Regions from separate parts of the Homo sapiens genome. Here region 2 is linked to region 1. Evidence: read pairs that join two places in POLR2A ChIA-PET (ENCODE). Cell type or tissue: Panc1. All regions are shown on one strand. Links, peaks and the distances in the headings refer to the core of each region. The heading gives the core; the rest is flanking DNA. Region 1 holds the start of CD276 (CD276 molecule). Region 2 overlaps INSYN1 (inhibitory synaptic factor 1).

Region 1 (9,206 bases), core at 358-8,357:
CTAGTTAGAAAAGACTGCTTAGAAGCTCTTTCGTTATGTTGTTGTGTGTGTATTAGGGCCTTAGGGTTACGGAGTGTTCCCAGGCGATCCTCCCTGGAGGACCTGCTCCTCTTTCATTAGGCTGCTCCTGTTATTTTGCTTGCCAGATGCTTCCAGCTGGCAGTAGTTGGTTCTAGACATTTGAAGCCTATTCCAAGACTCAATTCCCAGGACTAAGAAACTAGGAAGCCGGAACCTGCAGTGGTTGCTATGCACCATATTCAGTTTTACACCGGATTCAGTCATTTGAGAGAAATGTGGTTGCCTTAAGTCTAGGCTGGATGGAATGGTTCCTGATGGCACCCTATGAGTCCTAAGTGAGTGGGCAGAGTGGAGTGCGGGTGGGTGGCTTTTGCCAAGACATCAAGGATTTGAGGCCTAAAAATGCAAACAACTTGGGAAGTAATATGCACCAACCAGCCTGAGGGAAGGGAGGCCAGTGCCAAGGTATTGGCTTAGTGTCGCAGGGATCCTCGATAAAATCCCCAATCGCCACTTGGGCCTTAAATCCCTGACACTGCCAAGAATTGATTTTTGTTTCTTATGGAAGCAGTCAAAATGAATACATTTTCAGTATCATTCTTAGGAGAGGCATCTCAATGTTTCTGAGCCGCTTTCTATGAGATGGACTGCTTAGCTGCTCTAAAAAGACAGAAATATCTCCATAGCTTACACTGTACAGTTTGCATTATCTAAGTGTATTTAAATAGATGAGAGAGACACTTTCCCTTTTGCATGTCAAAGGAGGCAAAAGGAAGTTTTCTCCTAATTTCAGTCATAATTTCTGCCCTGAGGAAAGTTATAATGTTCTACTGTATGGATACACCACATTTTGCCTATCCATTCATCTGGAGATGTAGACACTTGCGTTGCTTCCACATTTTGCCTATTGTGAGTAATGCCACTAAGAATATGAGTGTACAAATATCTCTCTGAGACCCTGCTTTCAATTCTTTGGAGGTATGCCCATAAGTGGAATTGCTGAATCATATAGTAGTTCTATTTTTATTTCTATTTTTTGAGACAGAGTCTCACTTTGTCACCCATGCTGAAGTGCAGTGGCATGATCTCAGTTCACTGCAACCTCCGCCTCCTGGGTTCAAGTGATTCTTCTACCTCAGCCTCCCAAGTAGCTGGGACTACAGGTGAGCGCCACCATGCCTGGCTAATTTTTGTATTATTATTATTTTTTTAGTAAAGATGGGGTTTCACCATATTGGCCAGGCTGGTCTTGAACTCCTGACTTCAGGTGATCCTCCCGCCTTGGCCTCCCAGAGTGTTGGGATTAGAGGTGTGAGCCACCTTGCCTGGCCTATTTTTAATTTTTTGAGGAACTACCAGACTGGTTTCCATAGCTCAAGGCTGCTCCTTTAACAAGCTTTCCCCAAAGCCTCAATCAGTGAGTTTCATTTCCATCTCATTTGCCACACTGGGTCACGTGACTGCCTCTAGCTGCAAGGGGGTCTGAGAACCCACGTATTTTCAACTAGGCATAGAACTTCTTAGAACAAATGCTACACTCTGTTGGTAAGGAAGAAGTAGAGAATTAATTTTAGTGGACAACTAGCAGCCTAAGGGCAAATGAGAACACTGAAGGGCTTCAGGTAAGCAAGAGACATTGTGGGAGGATTTGCGCTTTAGAAGGCTCTCTCTGGCAGCTATGGACTGAGGAGTCACAGTCAGCAGAATTAGTTAAGAGGCTTCAACAACAATCCAGTGAGGAGTGATGGGGGTTCAGATGAGGATGGTGTGGCAGTAGGGTATTCAGGAAAGGGAGGGATTCCTAACATATTCTAGGGCACCCCTTCAAGCCTGCCTGGATATTGGCAGTGGGAAGTGGGGGGAAGTGGGAGGGAACGAGGGATGAGTCCAGGTTTTGAGCATAGTCCTTCCTGTATATCTAGAAGGGGAAACAGGTTTTGGGGACATGTGATAATTCAATTTTGCACATGTTGAATTTGAGGAACCTGCAGGATGGTAGGTAGATAAAAAGTGGGATAAGGCTTGTCCCAATCTGGGTCTTTTGGGATTGGTTTGTGACCTCCTTGGGGAACTTGAAGCAAAACTGGAGATAGCACATTCTGAGTCATCTACTACTGTGCTGACCTAGGAAGCAGGTTGTGGGGAGGTGGGGGGTGGGAGGGATAGAGGTGAGAGGGGTAGGGCTGCTGTCCAGAAAGAATGCATGAAGACAACCTTCCATCCTGAGTTTTTCTGGTTCTGACGGGAATCTCTGTGTAGCACCTCCATTCCTGAGTTCCCAGGGACAATCAGGCAAACATTCTCTGAACCAAGGAGACCCCTGCATGATGGGATGGTCATTCTAGCTATCTGTGTCCAGATCCAAGTGTCTGAGTCTCAGATGAGCTGGTCCTACACATGTGCTATCTGTGCCCTGCCCAAGCTGTTTCCCCCTCCTAGGGGATCAGAGCCCTCTCAATCTGCTGCTTCCAGGAATGAGAGCCAATACACATTTCCTTCCCTCCTGACCTCTGCTCTTGAATGATTATTTTAAAATCTCCCCCCATAGACACACTATAAACTGCTCTGTGATGTTCCTTCACTGTCCACCATGGCTGAGTCATGCCAGATTATAAATCCCTTAGGACAGGACCAGCGTCACCACCGCAAGGCACAAGGCACAGGACTGACTCTTTGTGAAGGGAAGGAAAGTAAGTTTCTCTAGATCTGTTCAATGCCACCTCCAGGGTCCTGCAGCAGGGCTCCTAGCTCCCTCAGCCCAAGGACACCTCTCCATGTGATGCTACTTCCCCAGGTTGCTGGGCCAACTGGAGGCTACTCATCCTGAGACCTGTAAGGCCAGACCCAGGCTGGACGAGGCTGGTCAGGGCCTGGCAGGGCAGTGGGGAGCAGCGTGGAATGGTCCAGAGTTCCTGGAGGTGGTCAGGGACAAGACAGCTGGGCCTCTCTGCTGTCATCCCTAGGAGCAGTCAGCAATTACACAGACACAGCTGCTGTGTGATTCAAAGACACATATGCACGTAGACTCAAATACAGAGTTGCTTGAATGTGTTCACAAATATACACACCCGGCCGGGCGCGGTGGCTCACGTTTGTAATCCCAGCCCTTTTGGAGGCCAAGGCGGGTGGATCACAAGGTCAAGAGATCGAGACCATCCTGGCCAAAATAGTGGTGCGCACCTGTAATCCCAGCTACTCTGGAGGCTGAGGCAGGAGAATCGCTTGAACTCAGGAGGCGGAGGTTGCAGTGAGCCGAGATTGAGCCACTGCACTCCAGAGCCAGACTCTGTCTCAAAAAAAAAAAAAAGACAAAAACCCCCCACAAATATACACACCCATGCACCACCACCCCTACCCATACACCACACGCACACTTAAATTCAGAGGGCAAATCCCGGTTCCTCCCTTCATAGCTATGTGTCCCCAAGTTACTTAATCTCTTTGTATCTTAATTTCCTTATTTCCGATCTGTAAAAATGAGAATAATGGTATTCACCTCAATGAGTTGTTGTGAAGATTAAATGAGATAAAATGGTAAAGAGCTTACAACAGTGGCAACACATGCAGAGAGACGCACATGTTTTCATACTCATTTCCCAAGCCCTGCCCAGTACTGCCACTGGCACTGGTGGTGAGCCTGGCAGCAGTACAAGGTTGGAGTCCCTTCATCCCTTTGAGCCTTGGTTTTCTCATCTGTGAAATGGGAATAATAATATCTAGCCGGCGGGGCTGTTTGGAGGAACTAAAGAGGCCCAGCATGGAAAGCTCCTAACCTAACTCTGGCCCACAAAAGTCTCCCTACGTTTTAGCTGTCACTGTCCCTGTGAGGAAGAACAGATCCAAGAACAGGTGCAGGGATGGGCTGCACCACAGCAAAATCTGGACAGGCCCGACCCCCATCTCCTCCCAGGCTGGAGCGGGGCCCTGTAAGGACAGAGCCCAAGGCCACTAGGTGTCAGGCCTGTTGGAGCCAAGTCCGGCCAGCAGTCTGGGGTGGGGCTGGGGGCAGGGCTGGTCGGATGGCCGTGGGTGGAAGGAAAAGAGGAAAACCAGCTCAGTGGAAATTGTCCTGCGGTTGGCTCAGGCGCCCACGACACTGTATTTATAGAGAGCTCCTTGCAGCTCTTAATTCCTCGCAGTCGAGTTAACCCTTTCTGGGCTGTGGTGCCAGCATGGTGTGGAGGAAGAACCCAAGACTGGGGTTGGACAGCAGGATTCCAGCCCTGTTCTGCCGCCAGTCGATGACCAGTCAGTCACCTATCCCCTCTCGCAGAAAGGAAGATTCGGCTCTTGGAAGTGTGGGAACGGGGTGGGGGATGGGCAGCGCCCTGCTCCGGGAGCCGAGGGTTTTCCCCGCCAGGGTCAGGCCTGGGGGCGGGGCGGGGCGGGGGCGGGGGCCAGGCCGTGTGCTCTGCCCAGCGGGCTGGCTCAGGCCTCGGTCAGCAGCCGCCACCGCGGGGCCAATCCGGCCTCAGGGACGCACCGGAGCCGCCTTTCCGGGCCTCAGGCGGATTCTCCGGCGCGGCCCGCCCCGCCCCTCGGACTCCCCGGGCCGCCCCCGGCCCCCATTCGGGCCGGGCCTCGCTGCGGCGGCGACTGAGCCAGGCTGGGCCGCGTCCCTGAGTCCCAGAGTCGGCGCGGCGCGGTGAGTGCTGGCGTGGCGCGGGCGGCGCGGGGTGGGGCGGCCTTTGTCTGCTGCGGGCCGGGCCTGGATCCCGCGGAGGTCCGCACGTTCCCGCTCAGGGCTGCAGGAGCTGAGCAGGGCGCCTTCCCTCCGGGCTCCTGCTCCCCTGCCCTCCCCCAGGTCCGGGCGGCCCCCCTCGCACAGGAGTCCCGGGAACCGCGGGCGCCCCTCCTGCCCTGGGCTGTGGGGCCCGCGGAGAGCTGGGGGCTCCCGGATCCTACCCCGCCCCCCTTTCCTCGGGTTGAGAGGGGCCCGGGCGCCGTCGGACCTGCAGACCCCGGAAGCTGCGGACCGGGCCGGGTGGGTGAATGCGCTTTTGCAGGCCCCGGGTCTGGAGCGGGCATGGGGGCAGATCTGTCCCGTGTTGAAGCTTAACGAAGCCACCGGCCGGCGCTGGGAGGTTAGCGGGGTCTCGGGTCCTGCAGAGGAAAACGCCCAGCTCCGGGAGGGGAGCGGCGGGGAGGGAAGGCGAGTGGTTAGGCGTGTCCACTCTGCAGGGCCCAGCAGGGCGAAGGTGTGGGCGACTGGTGCACTTCCACAGGCAGCCGTGGGCAGCATGAGGGGTCAGATTCCGGGAAGGACAGGTAGAGACGGCTGGCAGGGGCCACGGGGTGAATAGGTGTTGGGGGTGGGGAGGGAATTGGGATGGGCAGTTTGGGCTTGGGAAGCCTCAGGGAGGTGGGGGGTGAGGTGGGATGGAGAGGAGATGCGGGCGACGGTGGAGGGAGGTGGGGACCCCGAGTGGGGGCACACTAGAAGGGAGGGGATTGAATTCCAGCGCCCAGGGCCCTCCCTGCGACCGTTTAGCTAGCGAATTGGCAGGTTTGGCAGCCTAAGGCAGGGGATTTATTTCTAAGCCAAACCTGCTCTAATGAGAAAAGCGTGATAGATGACTCAGATATGGGATCTATCACTGAGGGAAAACATTAAGCAAATAGTAAAGCAAAAAAGATTTGTGTGTGTGTGTGTGTGTGTGTGTGTGTGTGTGTGTGTGTGGCGGGTGGGGGGGTGTTAGTTGTCTTAATTTAGAAAAACGATTTACCTTCAAATTGGATGTGGATAATTGTAAATGAGTCTGATCTCTTCATTAAAGCCCGGGGTCCTTTTCTTATAAGCATGTCTTCAGCAGTTAGTTTCTATATTAGAAAGTAATGAAGCTGCTTTGTCTTTAAGAGAGTTCTTTATTTAGTGCGGCCTCCTCTAGTTCCCTCTGGCCTCCCAGAAGTCCCTAGGAAATCTGATGCTGTGCAGCCTTCCTTGTAGTGTGGGGGACTGCAAATAGGTGGGACAGTTTGAGGCTGAGGGGAACTGAAGTCTAAACTTGAAGTCTAAACCTGTCCGATGGGTTGAGCTGATCTGAGTGCAGGGCAGGATGGAGGGCTATGGGGCTGTAGGGTATGAAGTGGCTCATTTCAAGGGAGTATTTTGGGTGAGTACATTTTCCTGATATCTGGAGTTCTTGAGATTAAGCACTAACACTTAGGGTAACTGTTGACCGTGGAAATTTACATACGTCACCGTCAGCTTACTGGAGTATCCTGATGTGAATGAAATTTTCCTTCATGACTTTGGGTCAGCCCTGTGGACCTCAGTTTTTGTTCTGAGGGGTTGTATGGCAAGGGGACGCTGGCGGGAGAGAGCTTCGTTCCTGCATTAAGTGGCCTCAGTGATGCAGTCAGGGTCCCATGACTGACCTTTGGAGTTCTTCCATGTCCTTATGGCATTACTGGTGGTTTCTCCTGCCTGCAGTAAGCTTTCCAGCTTACTCTAGACTCCTGTGCTGTGAGACATGAGCTTGTCAGAGGTAAGGAGCCTGTGTTAATGCAAGTCTCAGGTGAGAAGGGGTGTTGGAATCTGAGGACCCTGTTTTCCTTCCTGTCCCCTCTTCAGCTCTGTCCAGGCACCACCCGATGGAGGGTTGGCTGAATGTCTCATGTTCATATACCTGACAGCTGGCTTCGGTGCTTTAATATTTATGGAAAGGACAGTTATAGAAGTGTGGTCCCTTCAAAGTAGTCCTCTGGGGTGTCTGTGTCCTTATTAGGTTGACTTCTGAAACTTCCTGTGAGAATTCCATCATTAAACTTTGGCTTTCTCTGGAGGGGTAAATCTTTGTTCTTTGGAGTAGGATTTGAGTTTGACAAGGAGCTGGACAATGCTGTTTGGAGTCAGAGATGCAGTGTGATAAGAGAGCTGTGAGTTGGAATTCCACAGCACCTAAAGAGACTCCTAGAAAATGTTGTAGAACAAGTGGCTGGATGGTACTTGGTTGCACATACGGGGTTTGGGGTCTGTGCAGAAAAATGACCAAATCCAAGCAGCCTCTGAGATTATGACCACATGGGGGCTGTTAAGCTGTGGATCTGAGTCATAGGGTCAGGGAAAGAGGAAAAATGGCAAGGAGGATGACGTTACTGCCCATGAGCTTATCCTCTGAGTGGGTGGCGACTTCTCATTGTCCTTTTCCCACATCCCCAGGGCAGGAGTGTTAGGGAAGTCCACCAGCAAAAGGGGGAGGGCACACCCAGGGCCTAGGGGAGGGGGAGAGGGGTGAGGACTGGTCCACATGATTTTTGAGAAATTGCCTTTGGTCTTGTTGGCTCAGAATGGACCCCACACCTGGAAGGGGGCCACGTGTACAGTTATGCAACCCTTGCCTGCCACCCCCAGTTCTACCGCCCTTGCAGTGTGCCAGATAGGAGCATTGGGTTTTCAGGTTTGGGAGTGGGTAGGGTTGTGCTGGAGGCTAAATAGACATTATCTCATGTAATCCTCATAGTAATCCTATGAGGTAGGGTATCATTAACACCATTGTACAGTTGGGGAAACTGAGGCCCAGAAAGGGTAAGTCACATGCCCAAAGACACACAGCCGGCAAATGGTGGAGCTGGGCTGTTGTCTGCTTCCAGAACTGGCTTTTTCTGCTGCTCTGGAGGTAGGCACAGGTTTTACCCCTCTTTCTGGAGCCCGGTAAGATGTGCCAAGGGTCTCCTTAGTAAGTCAGGGAAGACTCATCTGGGGAACCAGAGAAGGGGCAGGCCTGACCTGGGTGACCCAGTGACTAGTGGCCTTCACAGCATAGTCAGGGCCTTTGCTGAGAGTTCTTCTCTTCCAGAGCCCTGGACTTTATCATGCTGGGGCTTCCAGGAGTTCCCCCTCCACCCTCCAGTTCTGACCAGTGCTCCCAGCCAGCTGCCCCCTTTCTCCCTTTCTTTCTCTTTGTGGTCCAGAGAATGAATGCCTGCTCCACACACCTTATGCCATTGGGAATCTGACCTTCTCTAGGCATAGGGAGCTTAATCTGCGGGAAGTGGAGTGAGAAGCATTTCTTGCTGGGAGCCTTGGAGCAGGGAGAGATACTGTCTCTGGGAGGCAGGGGTCCCAAGTTACCCTAGAGGCAATGCAGGCTCCTAGGAACTGGGGCTGCCTTGTGGGAGACATTGGAATGTGTCCCTGTGGGAATGCTCTGTGCTAGGGGCTATGGCAGCAGGACGGTAGGAGCTCATGGTACTTGGAACTGTGACCAAGCATCTGCGAAGAGGAAGGGGCCCAGGACCACTAGAATGAGTCAGAGCCAGAGATGGAGTCGAGTTGTGCATTTGCTACTTTGGAGCTGGGGCACTGATAGGGCTCTAGGTGAAAAGTAGGGATACAGAAGGAGTAATGGTCCCAGAGGCCCAGATGTGTGGCCTGACAGAGGAGGTCTTGGCCAGGGAGAGTGGGGTAGGGGCAAAGTGTTCGCTCAGTGCAGAGGCCCCATCTAGGAGGCCTTGTCCCCATGCTTGCGGCAATAATAACAGCAATAATAATAATTATTACTGCAGTTTTGGTACTGGGCACTTTCCTAAGTCCTCTCTCTCTATTGTCTTATTTTATTCTCACAGCAGCCCTGTGGGGTAGGGATTGTTACCCCCATTTTAGAGATTTGGAATTGGGTCTCAAATAGGTTAAGTCATTTAAACTTGGTCATGTGTTCAGCAAGGCATCGGTGTCAGGATTGAAACCCAAGGCTGCTGGCTTCTGAGCTCATGCTGTACCCTGGGCAGGCAAGGCAGCCTGGTGATTCCATTCAATAAGTGAGGAAGAGAGATAGGAGCATCAGCTGGCTCTTAGTCACTTCTGCTGGTGGCTGATAATTGAGTGTGGGCCCTTGGCCAGCCGGCCACCACTCTGGGTCCAGATTTCCATCTGTACAATGGGCCTGGAGCTAGGCGCTGGACCAGGTGTACCGTAAGAGGCCTTCTAGCTCTGAGGACTGGTGGAGATTGCTACACTCCGAGAGGGGTCTGGTGCTTAGATGGAGAGGGGTCGGCAGAGTTGTTCTGCTAAGCTGAGCCTCTTTCAGGGTAGAAACCAAAGGAATTTGGAGGCAAGGAGGCATTTAGGCAGATCACATCTGGAGAAAATGCACCCTTCCTTGAGTGCAGTCTGGAAAGGCTTCTGGAAAGGATAGGATTTCCAGATATGTTTAGGTGGGCACCTAGCAGGACTCAGCAGATAT
Region 2 (9,206 bases), core at 766-8,765, 59 kb after region 1:
CGCCCCACTGCACTCCAGCCTGGGTGACAGAGCGAGACTCCATCTCAAAAATAAAAAAAATAAAAATAAAAAAAGAAAGAAAGAAAAAGAAAAATGGGGTAATAATACTTCCTGTCTCATCAGGTTATTGTGGTGATTAAATGAGATGCTGCTATAAAAAGTATTCGGCATAGAAGTAGCATAGAGACCTGCTCAATAAATGTGAGCAATATAATTGTCATTATTATCCCAAGGATATTCAGCTGCTGTCCCTGTGCTGGCCATGCCCCAGATGAAGCCCTGGTACCTCTAGGCTGTAACCTCATCTTTGTTCAGGACCTGCTGAGATGGGCTCAGGGGCTGGGTGTGGAGACATCGGGACGGAGTGGGGACCACTGGGCTCCTTTCCAAGGCTGCCCACCTGGTGAAGGTGGCCAGGAGCCTGTCTACGGCCCTAATTTTTAGCCCCATGGAAGTGGCTGCCTACTTCCTCGCACAGATCTCAGGTCTGCTTAGGGCCACGCCAGGACTGGCTGAGGCTTTGCCCTGAGGTTTTGGTCTTGGTCTCAGAATCAGGCTGAGAATGGGAGCTGAAAGGATTGGGGGTGGTCCAGACCCTCCAATCAAACCCCTGCCCAGCCCAGGCGATCCTTCAGGCTCTGTGGATGCCCAGCATCCCAGCACGGAGGCCTGCGCCATGGGAGCAGCTTGCCATTCCCCTATGTCCCAGGCAACCCTAAGATGGAAGGGGGTGAGGCAGGACTGTGTATAGCCGAGTAAGTCTGCCTTGGAGTAGAAGGATGGTGGGTGCAAGTGACGCAGGGCCTGGCCAGACTGATGCCACCCCCAGGCCCTGAGTCCTGCAGTCTCCAGACCACCCCGACTGTGAACCCTGGCCTAAAGGGACACCACTCCCTTTAGAGCCCGCCTCCTGCAGGGGAGTCCCCTCTAGGACATGGCCCTGGCCATCAGCCAGACTCCACCACAGAGTTCAGGGGCTAGCAAAAGGAGGATCAGACCTCCCATCAGTTTTACATACTTTCAGATACCCCCTTCAGGAGCCCCGCAATGAGAACGGAGGAAGGGCAGTCCTGCCCACACCTCCTGGGACCTAGGAGGCCAATGGGCATCTTCATGTCTAAGAGGAGCTCTGTGAAAGCTTTGGGGCCTGTGGGGCCAGATCCTTAGCATTTTTAAATTTTATTATGACTTCATTTGTTTAAATATATATATATATATATATATATATATATTTATTTATAGCTCTATGTGCCCACCGCCCCCGGCCCCCTCCCCGGCCCCTAGTTTTTCCCCCTGGCTTTCTGTCTAGTGGCTGTGTAGGGCAGAACCGTCTGCGTGCTCTTGTCTGACACTGTCTGGGTGCTGCTGTTCCTCGTGACCCTTCGAGTCTGTTCAGGGGCCAAGGTAGAGCCTGAGTGGCGGCTGGTCAGTGGAGAGCGCCGTGACTTGTAGGGGGCTGGGGAGGGCTTGTGGGGGCCTGCATGGGCCTCTGTATGGGCAGGCTCAGGGGGCAAGCCCACTTCTTCCTCCTCCACCTCCTGCTCACCGTCCCCCTCCTCATCGTCACAGCACAGAGCATGGTAGAGCACTTTGTCACTGAACCGCACCCTCTCCCGTGTCCCTGGGGTCCGCTGGGGCAGCTGGCTCTTCACCGTGGGGCCAGCACCAAAGGCCTCCTCACTGGAGGAGTCTGGGGTCTCCACTCGTGGCCCATTGGGGATGGGCGTGCCACCATTCATGAGGCGGTAGTCAGGGCCAGCCCCTGGCCGAGTCGACTCGGGACCATCCACGGAGTCCGAGGGGGTAGAGACGTCCAGGAAGGAGCAGAACTCCCAGCTGTCTGAGAGGATATCGGCTGTCATGAAGTCCAGGTGGCCCAGGTCAAAGGGGCCACCCATGCCCGCCTTGTCACTGCTAGAGGTGCTGCTCACAGTGGCCGTGGTCCAGTCGTCCGGCTCCAGTTCAAAGTCGAAGTCCGAGGTTAGCTTATCGATCTGGCTCACCACCTGACCAGGGAAGGGGAGAGGAGATGAGAGGGGCCAGGTGGGTCCCTGCATCAGCCAGGTGTGAGTGTGTCTCCACCCCATCCCTGTAGACCCCTGGCTGATGAGCGTACTGGACAGGGGAGAGCCTGTAGGATGGTGACTGGCCTGGAGGTCACAGGTTGGTTTGCCCTGTGGAGGGCCCAAATCAGATCAGGCTGGACAGAGCTTGTTCCGGCCCTTCCCAAAGGTCTGTTTACCACTGTTCAGTGCCCTGGGGGAGAGGGAACTGCTTTCCAGCCCTGCACACCATCCATTCACTCACCCCTGTCTCTCAAACACAGCAGCTGCTCTGGGGGCAGCCCTGGTGATCAGGGATGAATCTTCCTTAGTTTGAGAGGGGGCCACTTCAGAGGGGCTGAGGGCCTCCAGCAAGCCCATTCCACAAAGAGCTGAGCAGCCCATGCACCCTCAGAGAGGAAATGATGTGGGTGATCACAAGGAAGACCCTGTGTGGGCTTTCTAAAGCATCCTGGACCAGTCCTTGCAGCTGACTGGTGACTGTCGCCCCTGGGTCTCCACCATCCCTCACGGCAAGAACACCAGGTGTACAGCACTGGCTGGGTCACCCCACCCCCATCTCCATCTCCCGGAGCCTCCTCATTCCTTCCCCTTCCCTGCCCACTGACAAGTGGAGATCAATCCTGGCTTGTTGAGAGAAGGAATAAAGCAAGCATTATTTGATAAGCAATAAAGAAGCCATCTATTCTGGGCCCAGAGCTGCTTGTTCAATGCACTCAGGGGGCAGCTCAGCTGTGGAGGTCACTCCACCCTGGCCTGCCTCGCATAAAGTGAAGCCCTTGGCTTCTATACAGAAGGCCCTGGCTTGGGACACTCCCTTGCCTGGGTGGCCACTGTCAGCACATAAATCAGGGAGGAAGACAGTGAGGGAAAGAGGGAGATCCAGTCAGAGACACAGGGATGGGACAGGGCAAGAGAAGGGAGAGAGAAGATTCCAACCAAAAACAAAACAGAAAAACAATGAAAACAAAGCAGCGAGGCCAAGAGTCAGAGTAACAGAGACCAAGAGATCCACAGTGAGTCATCCAGATCAGAATCCAGCCCCCAGCACCTCTCTGGCGCCCTTCAACCTGGGGTCAGAGCAGGCAATTAATTAATTAACTCATTAAGTCCTTAATTCAACAAACAGTTGCTAAGGGCTGCTGCTGTCCAGGGATGTGCTAGTATTTGGCAAGGAGTGGGGGTAGTGAGTGCCCCAAAGTGAGAGGAAAGCAAGGACAAAAGTGATGGCCAGAGTGGCTTGGGCCAGTGGGAAGACTACTTGATCAGGAGTCAGGGGCTGGATGCAGGAGACCTGGTCAACCATTTTTCCTCTGTAGGTCTCAGTTGCCCAGTCTGTAAGCGAAGAGGGTGGGTGAACTAGTTTATTTCCAAGGTTCCTTCCATGTCTGAGATTCTAGGACTCTGTTTATAGGAATGACTCTGAGAGGCTGCTTGGGTGCTGATGCCTAGGGATGGCCCCTCAACCATTGCCCAGGCCAGGAGTGGGGAAACCACTTGGCTGAGGCCTCCAGAAGAGCTGGAGGAATCAGGACATCTGGATTCCAGACTTAGCTTTGACATTGTTCTGTGTGTCTTTTGGAAGATCACAGAACCTCTCTGGACCTCAACCTCATTCACCTCCAAGTGGGTATGACAATCCCAGACCACCAAGTGAGTATGACAATCCCAGCCAACCTTATGAGAGCTTCATGAAGGACAGTGAGAAGGGCAGCAAAAGGACTCTGCAAAGCACTGGGGATGAAAATGACACCACCTCCCATCTCTGAGCACCTACCATGCACCATGCTTTCGAGTGCTCACCTCCACCCATGAGATCATTATCTCCTGTGTCTACAGATGAGGAGTCTTGGGCACTAGTCCCTGGAAAGCTGAGAATCTCCCCCTGCGGCCCCCTGCAAAACTGCACACCATCATGAAGTGCTGCTGTGACTGCTGGGCTTGGGCAGGCGGCAGGGATAGGGCCCTACCCTCCAATCTGGCTACTTCTTCTTGTGCTTCTCCCAGGATGATGCCTTCCTGCCCCAAAGGAACCTCAGAGAAACTCCTATCTCCCAGAAGCCCTTGCTCAACCCAAGCTCCACCCAAGGGCTGGTGGGAGCACTGGCCTAGCGTAGGGACACTCAGACTTGAGTGTCCCTCAGCTCACTCCCCAGAGTTTCTGGTTCTGCTGGTCTGGGGTGGTGCTGGAGAAGGTGCCTACCTAGTGTGCCTCCAGGTGCTGTTGCTGCTGGTCCAGAGACCTGCTTTGAAAACCACTAGCCTAGGGCACTGGGAGATTTAAGCTGGGTGAAGACCAGCAATTCAAGGCATTGATGGCCTCAGGAGAGGCCCACCACCTCTGGGGCAGCTATGCCCTCAAATGAGACTCCCCTGATCAAGCCAGAGCTGTGGAGTTTGCTGCTGCCTGAGGGCGGGGCAGAATGCCAGTAGGAATTGGAGTTGCATGACTTGGCTGTGACCTCACAGGGTCAGCTGAGGCCAGGCTGGGCCCAGAAGCTGGGTCTCCTGATGCTTAGTGAGGACAAGCACCATTGGGCCTCAGGCAGGGAAGATCCAGGGTACACATGGCAGGAGCCCAAGCCTTCAGGCTGGAACACTCCCCCAACCCAAGAAGCCCTTCCTCTTCTTTATTAGTACACTCCTCTCTGGTTCCAACCTGGGGGGATGGAGGAAAGAGAAAGAGGGAGGCCTGCATTCCCGAGTCCCACGTCTGCCACCTCTTGGCTGAGAGACCTTAGGCAGATGATTATCCCCCTCTGGGGCTTGATTTCCTGTCCTATAAAAGGAAGTAACACTCCCCTCCTCACCCAGGGTGATGAAAATTTAACAGATATGGGCCGGGTGTGGTGGCTCATGCCTGTAATCCCAGCACTTTGGGAGGCCGAGGCGGGCAGATCATGAGGTCAGGAGATTGAGACCATCCTGGCCAACATGGTGAAATCCCGTCTCTACTAAAAAATAAAAATAAATTAAAAAAATTAGCTGGGCGTGGTGGTGCGTGCATAGAGTCCCAGCTACTCGGGAGGCTGAGGCAGAGGAATCTCTTGAACCCAGGAGGCGGAGATTGCAGTGAGCCGAGATCGCGCCACTGCACTCCAGCCTGGCAACAGAGAGAGACTCTGTCTCAAAAAAAAAAAAAAAAAAAAAAAAAAAAAAGAAAGAAAAAGAAAATTTAACAGATATGAATGTGTCACAGAGTCAAGATAGCTAAATACTTAAGAACCTGGGCTCTGGAGCCAGACATGGAGTCCTACCCTGGCTTCACTGCTTACCAGCTGTGTGACCTTGGCCAAGTTACTCAACGTCTCTGTGCCTAAGTTCATCATCAAAGGAGAATTCTAGTAATACCTACTTGATAGGGCTGTTGTGAGGATTTAATGGCTTAATGCGCTTTGGACAGCATATGGAACAAGGCAGACTACCAACATCTACAATGCACCGTTGGGGGCTAACATGTGATCATGCCCCCGCACCAGGCCTAAGAGCAGTGGGAATTAGTTCTGCACCAAAGGAATGACCCTCTGATGTGGGTCCAGTGACTGTGGCAGAATTTCCAGTGCCTGTGGCAGAATAATGGGACATGCCAGGCCTTTCAAAACCTAGCACATGGACAGTACCTATTTTGCCCAAAGTTAGGGCTGTCTCCAGAAAGAACAGAACCAGAAGAAGTTCTAAAAACCAACTGGCTATGAGGCCCACAGGCAAATCTGGCCCAACCTATTAGGTGAGACAGGTCACACCACTTGATGAATGACATAGTGAGGATGTGAAAGGGAAGCCATGTGCCCAAGGGTATGCAGCTTCTCTGTGGGGGGCCTGGGTCAGTTCACAATCCCCACTGCTCTTCCCTGGTGCCTCGTTTCCTGGGCCAATGGTGAGGGCAGGTGTGGAGCAGACCCCAGTCTTGTCTTGCTCTCTGCTTTGGATGTCTTGAAATCTGTGATTTTTCCCTGAGGTTTAATAATCATTTTGCCTACATGTAATTTGGGATTGTCTTGGAGTGCATGGAAATAATTATATACACAGAAGGAAAGAGAGGGGGAGAGAGAGAGTGGAGAGAGAAATTGAACCATAAAATTACAGAATCAGACAACCCCCAAGCCAGAAGGGACTGCAGGCACTGTTGAGTCCACCTGTCTCAATGTGTTTGCCGAGGGGGGCAATGAGGCTCAGAGACTGGGAGGAGCTGAGCTGGGACCAGAGGGTGAGTCTTGACTCCTGGGCATTGCACCTTAAGACCAAGAATGACTTGCTCTGAAGAGACCAAGAGGGAGCCCTAGAGAGCAAGGGCAGGACTGAGGGCTGTGGCAGAACCTGCAAACCTCGTGCCAGAGGTGTCCCCAACCTCTGTCCTGGTCACAGCCTTAGCGCCCCTCGCTGAAAAACTGCACCCATCTAGTCTTTCCACCGATAGCAACTTCCTCCCAGCTCTTGCTTCATGCTGCACCTAGGGAACTTTCTTATCAGCCAACAGGTCCACGTTGCCCCTGTGCTTCCAGCCCTTCCATACTCCCCAAACTCCTAAGCCTCCCAAACATAACTCCCTACCCACCCCCTTTCCTCTCCAGCAAGCAGCCTCCACCCTGCCAGGCCTGCCTCCTCACCACCCCTACACACTCACACTCCATCGAGCTCACTTCTGCCTCTGGGCCTCACCTGACACGCCCTCCCTCCTTTCCTACTCACTCCGTCTTCACTTCGAGAAGGAAGCCTTCCCTGATCCCCAGCTGAGGTCAGGTTCCCTATGAAAGGCTCTCAAAGCACCCTGCACCTCTCCTGAAAATGTTACACAATATTTAACACTGCTACAATTTTGCACCTATATGTTATAACGTGGTTGATGTCTGTCTCCCCACTACACAGTAAACCCCATGAGGAGCAGGACTAGGTCTCTTGCTCACCGCTACATCCCCAGCTCGGCACAGGGATCGGCACATTCTGCAAACACAGCTGTTGGATGAGTGATGAGTTGAGACAGATGGCTTAATAAAAACTACTCGGGAGGCTGAGGCAGGAGAATGGTGTGAACCCAGGAGGCAGAGCTTGCAGTGAGCCGAGATCACACCACTGCACTCCAGCCTGGGCGACAGAGCGAGACTCCGTCTCAAAAAACAAAACAAAACAAAACAAAACAAAAAAACTGCTGGGGGCTTCTTTTCTGAGGAAGAGTTCCATAGACCTGGACAATCCTATATTGCCAGACGCCAACCCTCTCTCCAGCCCTGGCTGAGCCCCCTCTCCAGTGGAAGCTTTGCTGTGTTCCTTAAGGCCTTAGAGCTAGGACTGAGGACCTGTAGTCCCAGAACCAGCATCCTGTACCCCCGGACCCCCCACCACACCCCCCACCCTGCCCCACCTCACCTCCCCTGACAAGCTGCCACCTCCTTCCCTCTCTCCCAGCTCCCCAAGGCAGCTGGTTACATAACTGGGGATTCTGCATTATTTATGACCACTGATTATTTTTTAATTCTGTGATTACGTTATTATCTTCTTGGGGGGCTGTGGAGTTGGAGGGGCAGCGAGCTGATCGTGATTCATGGCTCTCATCCTGCAATTTGGCCTAATTGGCCAGGGAGCTTTGGTAAATCTGTCCGGAGGAGGAGAAGGCAAAGGGAAAAGGGAGGAAAGGAAGGCGTGAACAAAAATAATAAGAAAAAAATCCACGCAATTCTTGCTGAGCTGCAGGTGATGGAGCTGACCCACTTTGGCGCAGCTCCGTGGTCCCCAGCCTCTCCTGCTCCAGCTGCTTCCTGGCTGGGCCCCATTTATCTCACACTTGCATGGCCTATGGCTTTCCCTGCCACCTTCAGACAAAGCCCCTTGCCGATGGGACTGCACAATGGAATGGCCAGGAAACAGAATGCCAGGATGACTGCTTCCTAGGCAAATCCGGTGGGGGATCCTCCACTGCCACCCAAGGCTGGGGAAACGTTGTGCCAACCCCTCCATCTTCCTGAGGTGTTTGGGCCAAAGTGAGCAACTGTGCCCTTAAGTTATATCCCACCCAAGAGTCACCGATGATGTGGGAGACACTGGTGTTAATGCAAGGATCACTATTGAGCCCCCATGTTGAGTGACGCCTGGGGGAGGGGGAAACCAAGGATGAGGAGGCCAAGTACCTGCTCAAGGTAAGCTCAATACCTGGGGGCCAAGGACAGGGGCCCTTAACCCTGCCTTTGGGAGCTTCTGGTGGGTGGGTAACAGGGGAGCAGTGGGGAGGCAGATTCCCACCCAGAAACATGACCAGCAGATTCCTGGAGAGTGTGTGGGATTCTCACTGAGAACGAATCCAAATTCCGTGCATGCTGTGCATGGCTCGACGGAATCTGACTCCCTGCTCCCTCTTTGACCTTTCCTCTACTCTTCTCCTTGTTCACTGCCCTCCAGCTGCTCTGGCTTCCTTAGCTGAACCTGCATATGCCAAGCACACTTCCTCTTCGAGACCTTGGCACCGGCTGCACCCTCAGCCGGGAATGCTCTTCCCCTAGATAGCCATGTGACTTGTATCCTCACTTCTGTGGGGTCTCTGTTCAAAGGCCACCTTATTGGAGACCCCCTTCCTGCCCCCATCCCTGTCACTCTCTATCTGCTTTTCCCACTGGCAGGGAGTGAGACTGCTGACTGCAGGAGAAACTAAAGGGCCCCAGCCAGGAGGCCAGGATGTGGTCCTGACCTCCCTGGTCATGGCTAAGAAACTGATGTGATTCCAGAAAACAAGGCCGTACGTGGAGCTGAGGAGCAGGCCAGTTTTAGAATAATTCATTAAAAACATCAAACAGATACGGAGTGAGCTTTGTGCCTCTCATTGTGCTAAGTGCTTTATATATGTCTCATTTAATTCTCGCAACAACCCTGGGGCAGGGGTAGGGGAGGATGCCTAAAATGTAGTCTCCCCATTTTTACCAATGGGAAAACAGAAGCACAGAGAGGTAAAGTAACTTTCGCAAGTTCACACAGCTAAGGAGAGGGTGGAGCTCAGATTTGAACTACAGGCATCTAGCTGCAGAGCCCATGCTCATAGCCCCTGAGCTGTTCTGCATCTCTTACTTAAGATCTACAGAACTTTGAGGAGCTTAGAGAACCTGCTGGGACTGGCCCGGTATCCTGGAGTACTGGGGAGCCTGGGAGAGATAAGGGCTA

What was found. ChIA-PET counts read pairs that join two places held together with the same protein. Peaks named below come from ENCODE experiments on the same cell type or tissue, not always from the same donor. Only the 100,000 strongest peaks of a DNase experiment are listed, where the experiment ranks them.
Region 2: POLR2A ChIA-PET joins it to region 1 with 13 read pairs; 2 of 35 experiments call an interaction of 5 or more read pairs at or near these places.

Annotation. Positions count from the first base shown.
Region 1 is chr15:73,679,795-73,689,000 of GRCh38, forward strand. CD276 (CD276 molecule) reads left to right here and starts at 4,589. Exons shown (of 10, transcript NM_001024736.2): 1 at 4,589-4,666. RefSeq lists enhancers at 3,478-3,986, 5,004-5,510 and silencers at 4,370-4,419, 4,540-4,669, 4,680-4,809, 4,970-5,019. In Panc1, for the core only: CTCF peaks have their summits at 3,972 (motif pointing right) and 4,179; no DNase peak of the experiment used is centred there; H3K4me3 peaks cover 2,759 bases; H3K27ac peaks cover 1,814 bases.
Region 2 is chr15:73,738,637-73,747,842 of GRCh38, forward strand. INSYN1 (inhibitory synaptic factor 1) reads right to left here. Exons shown (of 3, transcript NM_001039614.3): 3 at 1-2,006. The coding sequence ends at 1,281. Among named protein-coding and RNA genes, the nearest start is that of INSYN1, 10 kb to the right of the region's middle. In Panc1, for the core only: no CTCF peak of the experiment used is centred there; no DNase peak of the experiment used is centred there.